Regions from separate parts of the Homo sapiens genome. Here region 1 is linked to region 2. A link is a loop called in an ENCODE intact Hi-C map of the cell type or tissue named here. Cell type or tissue: mammary epithelial cell. All regions are shown on one strand.

Region 1 (8,000 bases), 240 kb after region 2:
AATAAATGTCACTTTGTTGGAAAAGGAGAAAGACAAGCTCCAACTTTATGCAAGCAATTAAAGCTGCCTTTGTGACCATGAAATAAGCTGGCCTTCCAAATATTTTGATGGTCTTCCATAAAACATGAAACTCAAAAGGATTCAGGAAACCAGTTCAGAGGAAAAAGTACTTTCTTCCAAAATGGTCCTTCTCCACACTAACACACTTGTGTGGGCGTGAAATACAAACAACGTCTGTCCAAGTGGTGTGATTCTTGTATTTCAGGAAACTTTATCTTCTCCAAAAATGGGTCTTTGTAAGTTTTCCCATCAAAAAAGTTCAAGGCTGGGCACAGTGGCTCATACCTGTAAGCCCCAACACTTTGGGAGGACAAGGTAAGAAGACAGCTTGAGCCCAAGAGTTTGAGACCAGCTTGGGCAACATAGGGAGATCCCCTATCTACAGAAAATAAACTGTATTATTTGGGCATGGTGGTGTGAGCCTATGGTCCCAGCTACTTGGGAGGCTGAGGTGGGAGGGTCACTTGAACCAGGAGATTTGGGTTGCAGTGAGCCATGACTGTGCCACTGTGCTCCAGCCTGGGAGACAGAATGAGGCCCTATTTCAAAAAAAAAAAAGGTTAAAAACAAGTCCATAATCCCCTCACACAACAGTTACTCACGTTCTCTAGCAGCACACTACCTACACCATAGTTTTAAAGCTGGATTCCTCACAGCATGAAGCACCACAGGCATTCTGCTTTACATATATATTCATTACAGAAGAAAGTGAGCTACCAATGGTGCTCTGAATCTCCGATTAGGGAACACCATATAAAACCAAAAGAGTGTAAGACCTATTAAGGAAATGGAGTTCAATGGATACCCTGAAAAGTGTTTCAGGTCAATGATCCTTAAACACATCGAGATCTAAATATGCTTGAAATATCAAGCACATTTCCATCCATGATCATGACAATGGCTCACTGTTAAGGACACACAGAATCCAGAGTCTTCAGGGAAAGGAGACAATGGGAAGTGGATGTAGTGGAGAAACAGAAGCCCATGTAATCTGAGTCCTCAGATAATTCTAATATACAACCTCCCTTCTCTGCTTATGACCCAAGAAAAACACATTAGGCCTTGTACCATTCCTTCACTTCTGCTAAATTTAAAGCAATCCCATTTTGGTCTCAGTGGCTTATCTGCTTAGAGTTCATGGCACCAAAATCCACTGGTTAAAAAAAAAAAAAAAAAAAAAAAAAAAAAACTGCCAACCACCTTTAGGAAGCCCAATAAGGGAGAGCAGAATATCTTAAACAAGTGTTAGGGTTCGTCTTCTACTGAACCTCAAGGTACTGTAAAAGGAGAAGCAATTTAGCTTAGAAAAATAATTGACCATTGGTTTGATGTTAAGATACTAGTTCATATCATGCTCAGTGCTTGAATTGAAATTTTAGACACAATATTATTCCTTTGAAGTTTAACAAGATTAGGTTTACTTATGACATAGATTGAACAAGCTCAAAACAGGCCAGGCCTGGTGGCTCATGCCTGTAATCCCAGCACTTTAGGAGGCCAAAGTGGGTGGATCACCTGAGGTCAGGAGTTGAAGACCAGCCTGGCCAACATGGCGAAACCCCATCTCTATTAAAAATACAAAAAATTATCTGAGTGTGGTGGTGCGCCCCTGTAGTCTCAGCTACTCCGGAGGCTGAGATATGAGAATCACTTGAACCTGGGAGGTAGAGGTTGCAATGAGCCGAGATCATGCTGCTGCACTCCACAATGAGAGACAGAGTGAGACTCTGGCTCAAAAAAAAAGACTCAAAACAATTAAGTCACATTTTTAGAGTTCTTCATTCTGATTATGCGGAAAGCTTTTAAATATGGGCCACCATCCATCAGGACCCAGAGATATGGATAAAATTGTAAAGTAGGCCATCTGGGGGAATATCTCTCCTTTCCATCATCCCTTCAGGCTCCAGTGAAAAGCCTATCACAGAGGGCAGTGATTCTCAAACAAAAGAGCAGGGCACCTAAATCTCCTGAATTTAATTTCCAAGTAATGAAGTTCCCTTAGATTACTAATAGTGAGTTATATGTACGAATGCAAGCACAAAAGTATTTATCTCTCATGTATGAAAACAGGCAGCAACTGTCCAGGCTCCTGAGCCTATTTTTACATGTTGCCTATCCACTGAAATCCTTGAAGCCAAGTACTTATCTTTGTGCAGTCTGAGGCTGCTATCTTAAGAAGGGCCTGTCTGCAAGGTTGGCCTTGGAGTAGCATTTGGGAACTAGGGTTTTGGAAGTGAGCTTACCTTTCCCTGACTGATAAGGGTAGTTTCCTATGCTAGACTGTGCAAATAACATGGTTTATGCCAAATACCTGATTTCCTTCTGGAAGTCTGAAATTTTGGTTTATGCTAGTGAGAGAGTTGCTGACGTGACCAGGTGACAAGTCCCTTATCTTAGGCACTGAATCTCTCGCAAATGCTGCATTTTTGTCTGTTGGGGAAGACTGTGCTCTATATGACCCTCTCAGGGAAGGGAGAGAGCACAGGAAGCCTGTACATGGATTTCTCTAGACCTCAACACCTGTGCTTTTTCCCCTTGTTATCCAGTTGAGTAACCTTACTACCTCACTGTAATAAATCATAGCCATAAATAAAATTACATGCTAAGGTTCCATAAGTCCTTCTAGTGAATCTCCAAACCTGGGAGTAATTTTGGGGACCCCAGTGCAACTCTGCAATGCCTAGGCAATCTGGGCCTTCATGTGGTTCCTCTCATCCCTGGGGCTCATTGATTGATAGGCTTCACTTTCCCCATGTTGAAACCTGCCTAGCTCATACTCTCCTAGATTACTGATACAGTGTGTTAGTGAAGAAGGGTCACTGTAGAGTTCTAAGATCTAAGGTCTTTCTTCAAAACTGTATCATTCTTGAAAAAAAATCCTCAGGTTCATTGTCTAAGCCAAAGTATTAACTATCATGGTAGAAATCTTAGGCCAGGTAGAAAGATGACAGGTCAATAATTGATCAGTGAAAACAAAAATCTGGGGGCAATACAGGCTTTGCAGTGTCTCTGGTCATAATACACCAGCAGCTCTTAGATCTGCAAATAGGGCTGGTCTAGCACAAAGATTTAGGTATATGCCCCCGGGAAGAGAAAATCTACTGGTCTGCTAGTCTTTGTGACTGTTTAGATTCTCCTTTTTCAGTATGAGACAGGGAGCAAAAAGCTAATGAGACATTCTGAATCTGAAAGACCAAATCTTCGATCAGGATGTAGATGTTGCAATTATGTGATGGTACGGATAGGCAAGAAAATAATTGATATTCTCCCTGACTGTTGTGTTTTTCTTGCTGAATAATACAGATTTAAAACACTGTCTCAGAATAGGAGCAGTTATGTTGGCGTGGGGATGAAGGAGCGGGGAGCAACAGAGTGGCTAGGAAGTCAGGTTATATGGTCAGTTGGATCCTCTGAGGAGCAAAACAGCTCAAATCACCTTTATTTTTTGACAAGGGTAAATGAATACACCAAGGTCAGAAAGGTACATCACCATCATCATTTTACCAACATACACTTCAATGTACACGCATTTCAAAATCAATTCACAAATTATTTCATTTGATACAGCATATCAATTTCTATGACTATTTCTAGTGTGATTTTAAATAAATGTTACTATATACTATAATATTAGTCTTCTTGGCGTTCTAACCACAAGTTAAACATGCCAAGTTTATTCCCTGTAAGAAAAATAAAATAACAGTGATAGTGACCACCATCCCCAACAGTACTACCACTGCCATAAGAAAAATTCAACCTGTACCATTTATTCCTTCTACTCAGCGTACAGTTGTCTTTATTCTGGACTACATTACTTTCAATAGTAATTACTTTTAGGTGTGTTCGCTGCAATACTTTCCAATATTATATTAAACAACAGATCTTAATATAGAGCAATAATAGCATGGTATTTCAGAAAACTGAAGATACTACCAACTTGGAGTTAAGGGCTCAGAAAAGTCTCAGACCTTCAGAGTAACAAAATGCTACTGGAAGATTCATTATGCACATCTAATTACGTCACTTCAACCAAAGATTCAGAGAAGTGGATGTTTTTCTAAGTGCTGCTTCAAACAACATACCTTTTGTCTGGACCTAATTCCTAACATTCCCCAGGTGTAGTTGTACTACTAGTATTACCCAGTCAATAAACACCAGTCTGAACCTCTGACTTTCCTCAAGTTATTTCCTTCTCTCTTTCTCTCATCTCCTGTTTTTGCTTTCTCTAAAGTCCTTCAGTGAGACCCTCTTTAGAAAAGAGAAAACGCTGCCCTGACTCATAAGGATCATGGTAGAATTTCCTGCTGTCAGTCTGGCAGTTGAATGAGGAATCACGAGAAAGATGGGCTGCATCTCTGGCTTTGAAATTTTTTAGTAACAGATGAGAAGGTTTCTGCATTCTGTTTGAATTTTCTCTGTATGAACCTGTGTGTATCGTTACAATCCTATTTCACTGAAGTTTCATCTTTAAAAATGAGCACTGAATTACAGAGCTAACAGAAAACCTTATGAACCTCAACAACGAATGCCAAGGCCAAGTTTTACTGGAAAGCAAAGTCTCTGGCAAAGAAACACGTATTCCTCTCACTGGCATATCTGCAGGTAAGTTACATGTAACCCAGCCTTAGGCAGAAATGCACTGTGGCCCAGTGAGTCAAAGCATACTAGGTAGAAACTCTGGCACTGGGATAATTAACACAGAGTAAACCACTAAAGGAATCTGTGAGTTCATTAATCATGCTACAATTTTTGGAATTAAAAAAAGGGATATTTCCTCACCTACAATAAGGCTTTAAGGTAACATTTAACTAGCAAAGTAACGAAAGTTCTTTATGTCACTTGAAACTAACTATCCTAATCAAAAAGGAAGAGCTTTAGTTTGTGTAAAACAGAATAGGGGAAAATTAAATATACCTAGGATTTTCTCAGACTGATTAAAAGCTAACAAGAAAAACATCAAAAAGTTAAAATAAATAAAGGCTGTGAGTTGGAATGGCCACTTCTAAAAACAAAACAAAACAAGTGAACATGTAATATGAGAAATTTTTTCTTCTTCTTTGATACTTTACCATGAACTATAGGGTAATACTTTTAAGGTTACCTATTTTAAGCCTTTAACAAAGCTGAGCTAATGTTTTAAAAATAGCCTTTTTAAAAAATGTTGTAACAGGGATTTTCTGTTAATATGACTGAAAAACACAGAAAAGTAAGAGGTAAACATATTCACTTAACACGTACTTATTGAAGAGAAGTCTTGTGCCAGACACTTGGCATTAGACACAATATATAATGGTAGAAAAAGATTGACTTGAGTCCTTTCTCATTTAAAACATACATGCTAGAAGGAGAGACCATCAAAACCAACTAAATAGACCAATACTATAACTGTGGATTGTGATAAGTAACCCAAACAGGAAAAAAAAAAAAAAAAAAAGAGTAACAGGAGGCAATAGTTCTAAAATAAACCATAATTAATATTTTGTCCTATTTTATTCCAGTCTTTTCAAAAATGTTTAAATGCTTGTTTTAATAGCTGTGATCACGTCACTTTATATCCTGTTTCTTAAAGTTCTCTCATGAACATTTTCTGTATCATTACACATACCTTACAGACATAATTTAATAAGTTTTTGTTATTAAATAGGTTAACATTTATTTATAGAACACTGTGTACAAAATACTTCCTATATGTTAGTCATTTAATATTGATAACAATGCTAGAAGATAGATACTTCTATAATTCTCATTTTATAGATAAAATTAGACAGTAAGTTTAAAGAACTTACTAAAGATTATATAATTAATTAAAAGAACAGTTGAGATTCAAACCAGGCAGCTGTACTCGAGTGTAAGCTCTTATTACATAACTACACTCTACTGCCTTAGTGCTTGCATAATATCCCATCATTCTTATTTGGTATTTGGCACACAAACTTTCTATAGGGTGAAAATCAAAACGGTAAAGACAAAAAATATGGAGTGACAATGGAAGCAACAAAAATAAAAGAAAAAAGGCAGAGCAGTAGAAAGAACCTTTCCTGGGAATGATTAAATAAAAAGGATCAAGAAAGGGGAGAAAAAGTGAACTTTCAAAAATTATCTCCTTGGCAAATTTCTAGACATTGCTGATCCAGAAGTGATTATGCATTTGGAATAACTTTTTTTTAAGTAAAAAACACAAATGCTTATTATGTACTAGTTTCACCATGAAATCATCAGCTAGAACCTTCTATACGCTTGGGATCATGAGCAAAAAGCAGCAAAAATGTAGCGATCAGCTTTGTCCAGGTTTGGCTGCATGTGCAATTCATTGGCCTTAGCTAAAGGGTGTATAGAATCAAGCATTTTCTGCGAGCCTCGGTACAGTCTTATAAAAATGACAGAGCCAAGTCACCAATCAGCAAAGGTTTTACTTGCTGGAGGTTTTACAGACAGCAGGGATTCACACATGCAAGCTTAACCAGTGGTGGAATAATATAAAGCCATTTGTGGCATTAAAAATAATTAACAACAGTTCTCATCAAAGCTCTAGTACTATCTGTGCTTCCTCATCTTAACTTTTCAATGCCTTTGGGCATGTACATTTAATTCAATACTCTTCTATCTCACTCTCCCAAACCAACAACTCTATCATCAGTTAGATTTTGGGTTCACTGAGTTAATACCAGCTTCGTACATTTCTTCTTCCCCTAGAGAGGCTTTCTTTTAAACATCAAGTAAAAATCGTAATGAAAGGTTTGTGCTTTTAAATCAGACTCTCCTGGATTCAAATCCTGGCTCTATTACTCACTTTTGATTAACAAACTTAGGAGGGAAGGAGGGGAGGTTCAAGGGGGCAGCGGTGATGAGGGGCAGAGTTAAGAGTTTGCTATATTTCCTGTACCTAAGATGTCTTCTATAATGCCTTGTACATAGGTGCTCAATAAATATCTTCATATAATATGCCCCATATCTACATTTTCTCTGAACATTTAACAAGATCTAATTCTCTTCCACATTTTTTTTTTTTGCCTCCAGGAAATGTGTACCTGGCAGATGTTTAACAGCTATATATCAGCAATGAATGAAATGATGTTGGTACATAATTTGGTTGTAAAGTTTATAAAGTACTTTGAGCTGACAGAAATAGTGCAAATGAAGACTGTAAATGAACATAAAAAATGAAATCTCTCTCTCAGTAGCCTATCCTTCCTCCTCAGAGTTCTCTCTCCAAAACTAGGAAATCCTCTGGTTTTCTCCTTCCCCTAGGAGGCAGACACACCAACCTACTAAGCAGCAGTGAGAAGCAGGGTGGCTCTGATGTATTTAGAAGATTTCACAGCATCAGGGCACGAAAACACCCAAGTAGCTCAAAACCAAAGATTAGACTCCTTCACACAATGTGTGTGGCTTGTTGATTAAGCCTCACTAAATGGACAGTGATCTCTAGCAATTATGTCCATAAAGAACAATGGCCCAAGTATGGCCCACAATGGCAACCATGGGGGGGTTTTGACTAATTTCATGGTTTCATAAAGGATGGCATCTAGTTTCCAAACATATCCTGATGTTTTGGGGAGAAATCCATTCGCTATCTTCCTCTGGAGCTTTAATTTAATACATGACATGTCATAGTGCTTTTGAGTGGGCTACTGCCAGTAGTACAGAAACTGATGACATGAAACAGGTACCAACAATGGCACAGCTGCTAAGGGGTACATTTAAATCAACATCTATTCTTCCCATGCCATCATGCAAAGCCCCTTTTACTGCTCTAAAACAAATACAGCTTAATTTTATTTCCTGCTTGGCTTTGTATAATTTTGACATGTCCTCAGTCAAACACGACCCAGGCCCTTCAATCAGGGCCTTCAATCAGGCCCTATTTTTCTGGAGATGGGAAAACAAGAGGAAGCTAAAGTAATTATTGAAAACCCATAAGCAGCAGCTTTAGCCTAATT
Region 2 (8,000 bases):
TGTATATTTATCTATAGTATTACCCTTCATATCAGAAGAGCCCACGCGTATTGGGCTTTAAATATGTAAGTGCTTGATCGCTTTATGAAGACATGCACTTTGAGCTGTTTTCCTAATACTAGGGATGGATGACATCAGATCATTCCTAGTATGTCTGTTCCTCCTGTGACCACTGCATAAAGCATGCCATCTTTTATTTTTATTTTAGCTTACTTTAAGTTCTGGGATACATGTGCTGAACGTGCAGGTTTGTTTCACAGTTATTCAGGCGCCATTGTGGTTTGCTGCACCTATCAGCCCATCATCTAGATTTTAAGCCTCGCACGCATTAGGTACTTGTCTTAATGCTCTCCCTCCCCTTGCCCTCCTCCCCCCGATAGGCATGGTGCATATATGCCACGGAATACTATGCAGCCATAAAAAAGAATGAGTTCATGTCCTTTGCAGGGACATCGATGAAGCTGGAAACCATCATCCTCAGCAAACTAACACAGCAACATAAAACCAAACACTGCATGTTCTCACTCATAAGTGGGAGTTGAACAGTGAGAACACATGGGCACAGGGAGGGGAACATCATAAAGCATGCATCTTTAAGTCACCTAGTTAGCTGTTTGTGGCAGGATGATTGTGGCTTTCTGTACTACATAAACATTGTTCCACGAAAGGAAGCTGAACATTGGTCTTTGGAGCAGACACTGCCTTTTTGGCGAACCAACAGTTACTTCCAGTTCCATTCTCTCCCTTGCTCACTCCATTACAGATTCTGGAAGGCTAAATATTTGTATTCTCAGCCCTATTTGTTGCTAGAGGTGGTCGTGTGTCATAGTCTGTCCACTGACCCCCTAAGTAGAGTCTTTTGTGGCTTTTGGGAAGTCTTTTGTTTTTCCTGATAAAAGGAGAATTGAGGCTGTGGCCACCACTTGCTCCCACTTTCCCTGCTTTTCTGATTTGATTGAGGTATCTGAAGTTGCATCATCTTCCTATTAAGAGGAAAAGACCAAGAATCAGAGAGGTGCTGGACTAAGTATTGTTGGACCATTGGCCAAAAGAAGCAACTGCTTGACTTCAGACTTTTTGCTATATTAGAAAAACAAACACCTCTTTAAATCACTGCAAATTAAAAATATATATTAATAACTTGCTGCCAAGTTAAATCCTGTTTTCAACCTCTGAAATTTTAAATTCTAGTATCATATTCTCAGATCAAAAACTTTTCTTCTTTCAACTCTCTCCCACCCTCATTTCCATTATAACTTTAATGCTGTAATCCCTTCATTTTCTCCTGGTAGAAAAAGTCCCTCTTAGGATCCTCAGCATGGATTGCATGGTTGATTCCCTGAGCTACTCTTTGACCATAAACCTCAACTCCCTTGAATACTTTTCTTTCACTATAATTGTCCTAAAACTCATGTAACATTGAGTCAATTCTACAACTCATCATTTGACAGGAAAACAAAAGAACATATTGTTCGCTGATACCAAAACTAGACAAAGTGAAACAATAAAAAAGAAAACTACAGGCCAATATCCCTGATGAATATAAATGCAAAAATCCTTGACAAAGTGCTAGCAAATAGAATTTGACAACACATTAAAAATATCATTCACTGTGATCAAGTGGGATTCATCCCAGGGATGAAAAGATGGTTCAACATATGCAAATCAATAAATGCGATACATCACATCAACAGAATAAAGGACAAAAATCATATGATCATTTCAACAGATGCCAGAAAAAGTTCTTGATAAAATTCAATATCCCTTCATGATCAAAACTCTCAAGAAACTGGGTATAGAAGGAACATAACTCATCATGATAAAGGCCATCTATGACAGGCCCACAGCTAATATACTGAATGGGGAAAAATTGAAAGCCTTACACTAAGTTCTGGAATAAGATAAGGATGCCCACTTTCACCACTTTTATTCAACATAGTACTGGAATCCTAGCCAGAGCAATTAGGTAAGATAAAGAAAGAAACGGCATCCAAGATAGAAAGGAAGAAATCAAATTATCCTTGTTTGCAGATGACATGATCTTATATTTAGAAAATCCTAAAGACTCCACCCCAAAACTCTTAGGACTGGTAAATGAATTTAGTACAGTTGCAGGATACAAAATCCACATACAAAAATCAGGCCAGGTGCGGTGGCCCATGCCTGTAATCCCAGCACTTTGGGAGCCTGAGGCGGGCAAATCACTTGAGACCAGGCGTTAGAGACCAACCTGGCCAACATAGTGAAACCCTGTCTTTAATAAAAGTACAAAAATTATCCGGGCTTGGTGGCGGGTGCCTATAATCTCAGCTACTCAGGAGGCTGAGGCGGGAGGATCACTTGAGCCTGGGAGGCAGAAGTTGCAGTGAGCTGAGATTGCATCACTGCATTCCAGCCTAGGCAACAGCGTCAGACCCTGTATCAAAAAAACAAACAAACAAAACAAAAATCCAGTAGCATTTCTAGATGCGAACAGCAATCAATCCACCAAAGAAATCAAGAAAAAAAATCCAATTTACAATAAGAAAAACCTACGAATAAATTTAATCAAAGTAAAAGACATCTACAAGGAAAATTATAAAACACTGATGAAAGAAATTGAAGACACACACACAAAATGGAAAGATATGCACACTCCTGGATTGAAATAATAATTAATATTATTGAAATGTCTATAGTACCAAAAGCAACCTACAGATTCAATGCAATCCCTATCAAAATACCAATGACATTCTTCACAGAAATAGAAAAAAGAATCCTAAAATTCAAATGGAATCACAAACGACCCAGAATAGTTAAAGCAATCCTGAGCAAAAACAAGAAAGCTGAAGGCATCACACTACTTTGATTTCAAATTGTACTACAAAGCTATGGTAACCCAAACAGCATGGTATTGGCATAAAAAACAGACACATAGACCAATGGAACAGAATAGAGAACCCAGAAATAAACTCACACACTTAACAGCCAATTCATTTTGACAAAGGCACCAAGAACACACATTGGGGAAAGGGCAGTTTCTTTAATAAATGGTACTGGAAAAACTGGCTATCTGTATGCCAAAGAATGAAACTAGATGCTCATTTTTTAACTTATTAAAAAAGTCAACTGAAAATGGATTAAAGATTTAAACATAAGACCTAAAAACTATGAAATTACTAGAAAAAAGCATTGGGGAAATGCTACAGGACATTGATATGGGCAAAGATTTTTGGGTAAGACCTCAAAAGCACAGGCAACAAAAGCAAAAATAAACAAATGGGATTACGCCAAGCCAAAAAAGCTTCTACAAAGCAAAGGAAACAATCAACAAAGTGAAGAGACAACATATATAATGAAACAAATTATTTTCAAAGTATATACCTGGCAAGGGATGAATAACCAGAATATGTAAGGGACTCAAACAACTCAATAGCAAAAACAAAAAACAAAAAACGAAAACAAAAAAAACAACAAATAATCTGACTATAAAAATAGGCAAAAGACCTGAATAGACATTTCTCAAAAGAAGACATACAAATGGCCAACAGGTATATGAAAAAAATGCTTAACATCACTAATCATTAGGGAACTGCAAATAAAAACCACAAGGGGGCATCATCTCACACCAGTGAGAATGACTATTATAAAAAAGACAAATGCTGGTGAGGATGTGGAGAAGGAAGAATGCTCATACATTGTTGGTGGGAATGTAAATTAGTATAACCATTATGGAAAACAGCATGCAGTTTCCTCAAAAACTAAAAATAGTACTACTATATGAGCCAGCAATCTCACTGCTGGGTATATCCAAGAGAGAGGAAATCAGTATATCAAAGAGACATCTGCACTCCCATGTTTGTTGCAGCACTATTCACCATAGCCAAAATAGGGAACCAGCCTAAATATCCACCAATTCATGAATGGTGGAAGAAAATGTGGTAGATATACACAATGGAATATTATTCACCCATAAAAAGAATAAAATCCTGGTGGGGCACAGTGGCTCATGCCTGTAATCCCAGCGCTTCAGGAGGCCGAGGTGGGTGGATCACGAGGTCAGGAGTTCAAGACCAGCCCGGCCAACATGCTGAAACCCTGTCTCTACTAAAAATACAAAAATTAGCTGGGCATGGTGGCACGTGCCTGTAATCCTAGCTACTCAGGAGGCTAAGGCAGGAGAATTGCTTGAACCGGGACCCAGGAGGAGGAGGTTGCAGTGAGCCGAGATTGCGCCACTGCACTCCAGCCTGGGCTACAGAGTGAGACTGCATCTCAAAAACAAACAAAAAGAATAAAATCCTGTCATTCGAGCAACATGGATGGAACTGAAGGTCATCATATTAAGTGAAATAAGCTAGCACAGAAAGACAAATATCACACATTCTCACTCAAATGTGGGACCTGAACAGGGAATTTCATGGAGGCTGAATGGTGATTACTAGAGGCTGAGAAATAAAAAGGGGTGGGGGGGGGAGGGGAAAGTTAGTTAATGGGCACAAAAATACACTTAGAAGAAATAAGTTCTAGTATTTGACAGTACCACACGGTAATTATACTTAACAATAATTTATTGTATACTTCACAATAGATGGAAGAGAATTGTGATGTTCTCAACATAAAGAAAAGATAAATGTTTGAGGTGATGGATATCCCAGTTACCCTGATTTGATCATTATACATTGTATACATTTATCAAAATATCACATGTACCCCCAAAATACGTACAGCTATAATATATTAATTTAAAAAGACAAAAATGTATAGATTGTTGCCACTAAAACGTTCTGGATTTTAATTTCAAAAGAAGCTTGCGGTACCACTTGTCAATCCTTTCCCTGGTGCTTGGCTACCTCCTTCCCTTTCTCAGCAATTTTTCCAAATTCGCGCTGTTCTCCTCAGGCCCTTTGTCCTACCTGCTCCCTGTTAGTCCTCAACAAACACTTCAAAAGAATCTCAACACTGACTTTCTCCAGTCCCACCTCCTATTAACTCTTCAGTGTGCCACAATCTGACTCTGCCCTCACCTTTTTATTCAAAACTTTTCTGGTAATAGCCATCAATGATACTGTAATTGCCAAATCTACTGGCTGCTCTTCAGTCCTCATCTCATGCAGGCTCTCTGCTATCTCTGAATTCACTGGCCCTTTACTTCTTGAAATCATCTTCTTTTGGCTTATATGGCATACTCTTCTGGGTGTTGTTTTCTCTCTCTGGCATTTCTTCCATAGTTTCCTTCACTGAATCCCCTTCCTTTAGTCCATCCATAATGCCGGTGTTTCTGGGGACTTTTTCCTCTAGTGGTATTCCTTACTTGCCAATATGTTCTGAGTGAGCTCATCCCTTTTCATTGTTTACACTATTATCCATGAAATGATGGCTCCTAAACCTTATTTGATTAATGATTTGCAAGATACTGCTACCTGTATATCCCATAGGCATCTCAAATGCAATGTGTTCAAAACTAAACTCATTATCTTTCTTTAGCATCTGTTCTCTATCCTGAATTCTCTTTTTATAGGTGATACATCAATCTGGGAATCCCAGCTGCAAACGTGAGTGTAATTTTTGACTCTCTCTAGCAAAGAAAAATTTGTACCAATTTTATTTACAAATATTTTCTTAATATTTATTTTTTCTTTTCTGTTATCTACTGCCACTTTCTTGGTTTGGACCCCATCTCTTCCATGGACTACTGCAATAGTTACCTGACTGGTGTCTCTGCTTCTTACCTGGCCCCCTTTTATCTAATTAAATATGAGTCAGATAAGTTATTTACCCAAAACACAAATTTGACTATGTTAATTTCTTGTATAAATAACATCAGTGTTTCCCAAGGCTTATATGATCAAGTCTAAGCTCCTTAGCAAAGCTTTCCAAGATTTTTTATTTCTGTCCAACCCTCCAGATTTTCTCCATCTCTTACCACTTTCTTTTTTCTCTTCAGCGTATCCCCTCTCCAACCCTGGGCCGTTTGATTTACCACCTGTCTAAAGCAAATTTCCTAAACATATCATGCTGTCTCATGATTCTACACCTTTGATGGCTCTTACTCCTCTTTCAAAACTATTCATGCCTTCTCTGGCTCAGAAAGTCTTTTCTGATTCCCCAGGAAGGGTCAATGGCTCTTCTGGATGTTCCCCTACCCCTCTCAATTCTAGAATAGAAGGTATATTCCATTAACTATGTCTCCCTTCCAGATCATTAATTACTTCAGTGAAAGAATTATGTATTATATATATTTTCCCCCATTCAAGGCCAGCAGAATAACTAGAGGCATTACAGAAGCTCAATCAATGCCTTTTTAATTAAACTGACCAATGCAATATGACAAAGAACATAATAACAGATTGTTAAAGAAAAATCAGAAAAAAGAAGGAGCAACTTGCCATTTACAACTCTAACTTTCTCCTTAGTTTTCTGAGTATAATCTAGAGAGAGAGTAGGGATGGGGAAGTAGTTCATTATAGCCTGTTTCTGGGGATTCAGGAATCTAACAGAAATATAGTTTAAAGCAATTCTGGTGAATCCCTATACCCCAAGTTCTTTCCCTATAAATCATGCTGCTGTTAGAAGCCACTTCAATTTCACGAGTTGTCAGTGCACTTTGCTGCAGCCATGACTTGGGGTCTCTCTTTACGATTGACATAAAAATGCCTGGCATTAAGTACCCAGCATCTCTCAAGGAAAGTCAACATACAAACTGTCATGGAGAAGTAATCAGACTAGGACATTAGGATGTCTCAAGTGGTTCCACATCCTAATATTAACCAGACTGAAATCTGTTTAGGTCTTAAAATTAGTTAAAATTGGACTCATTCAGACCCAGAAGAGCATCTGCTTTCAAGGATGCAGCTGCCACACTTTCAATGGCAACTCACTGTGACTTCTTTAATTGATTCATATGAGGATGTCCTTGTGCATCTGCAATATTATCTAAAATTGTTACAATATTAGCTTAGACTGGTATCAGCTGTCAGGCAAGTGAGAAATTGAAAAGGGAAAGATGGTTATCTCGGCACGAAAGGAAAGGTTAACACTGTGAATTCAAACTTTCTAGAAGATAGAAAAAGACAGTGAAGAATGATCCCATGAGATTTTCTCATTGAAAACATTTTAGAAGATCAAATTTTGGTATAATAATGATTTCCAAATCCTCTTCCTATTTGTACAGAGGTGAAAGACACCACACAGTTTTCTACTCTAACTTGGGATAAAATAAGTTCTTTCCTTTCCTCTTCCTTCTTCTCTCCCTCCCCGCTTCCCTCCTTTCTCTCCTTCCTTCATTCCTTCCCTCCTTCCATCTCTTTTCTCCCTTCCTCCCTTCCTTCTTTTCTTTCTCTCTCTTTTTCTTTCTTTCTAAGACAGCAATCCTCCCACCTCATCTCCCAAGTAGCTGGGATTACAGGTGAGCACCACCACGCCTGGCTAATTTTTTAATTCTTTTGTACAGAAAGGGTCTCGCTATGTTGCCTACGCTGGTCTCAAACTCTTGGGGTCAAATGATTTTCTCACCTCAGCTTCCCAAAGTGCTGGGATTACAGGCGTGAGGAACCTTGCCCAGCCCCAAAATATTTAATTTTTAATCTTCAGTTTTCCTATTTAGAAAACTATTAATAGTACCTTCCTAACTTCTATAGCAATATGTTACCAGGTCTTAAGACAACTCTGAAATCCTTTGATGTTGTTGCCTGGACAAAACTAAATACTTAAAAAAAAATAAAAATAGGAATGCTCATTAGGTCTGTGATATTAAGGATTCACGAGGCCTACAAAGTCAGTGGGGACAGTGACAGGAGCCCCTCCATCTAACTTCTTTCCTCTCCTTAAATGCCTAAGGGATATGCTGCTATCAAGCCTAACACTGGGATCACAGTTGAGTGTCAGACACCATAATACTCCAGTTCCAAGCTGGAGCTTTAATGCCAGCTAATTCTACCCCCAGTCTTCATAATTTCTCTGTACTACTGTCCCTACATTTTATTTATTGCCTTGAATTATTTGCAAACCTGTACAAACTA

The links. Peaks named below come from ENCODE experiments on the same cell type or tissue, not always from the same donor. Only the 100,000 strongest peaks of a DNase experiment are listed, where the experiment ranks them.
Region 1: a loop joins it to region 2, with 5 times the contacts of the local background. A loop is called at or near these places in 3 of 110 quality-filtered maps.

What each region holds. Positions count from the first base shown.
Region 1 is chr7:133,743,205-133,751,204 of GRCh38, reverse strand. All of the region lies in intron 10 of EXOC4 (exocyst complex component 4), which reads right to left. Among named protein-coding and RNA genes, the nearest start is that of LRGUK, 380 kb to the left of the region's middle. RefSeq lists an enhancer at 233-733. In mammary epithelial cell, no CTCF peak of the experiment used is centred here; DNase peaks (open chromatin) are centred at 4,144 and 4,694; H3K27ac peaks cover 1,247 bases.
Region 2 is chr7:133,986,724-133,994,723 of GRCh38, reverse strand. The region is part of intron 14 of EXOC4 (exocyst complex component 4); the gene reads right to left. Among named protein-coding and RNA genes, the nearest start is that of LRGUK, 140 kb to the left of the region's middle. In mammary epithelial cell, a CTCF peak has its summit at 3,592 (motif pointing right); a DNase peak (open chromatin) is centred at 3,623; H3K27ac peaks cover 273 bases.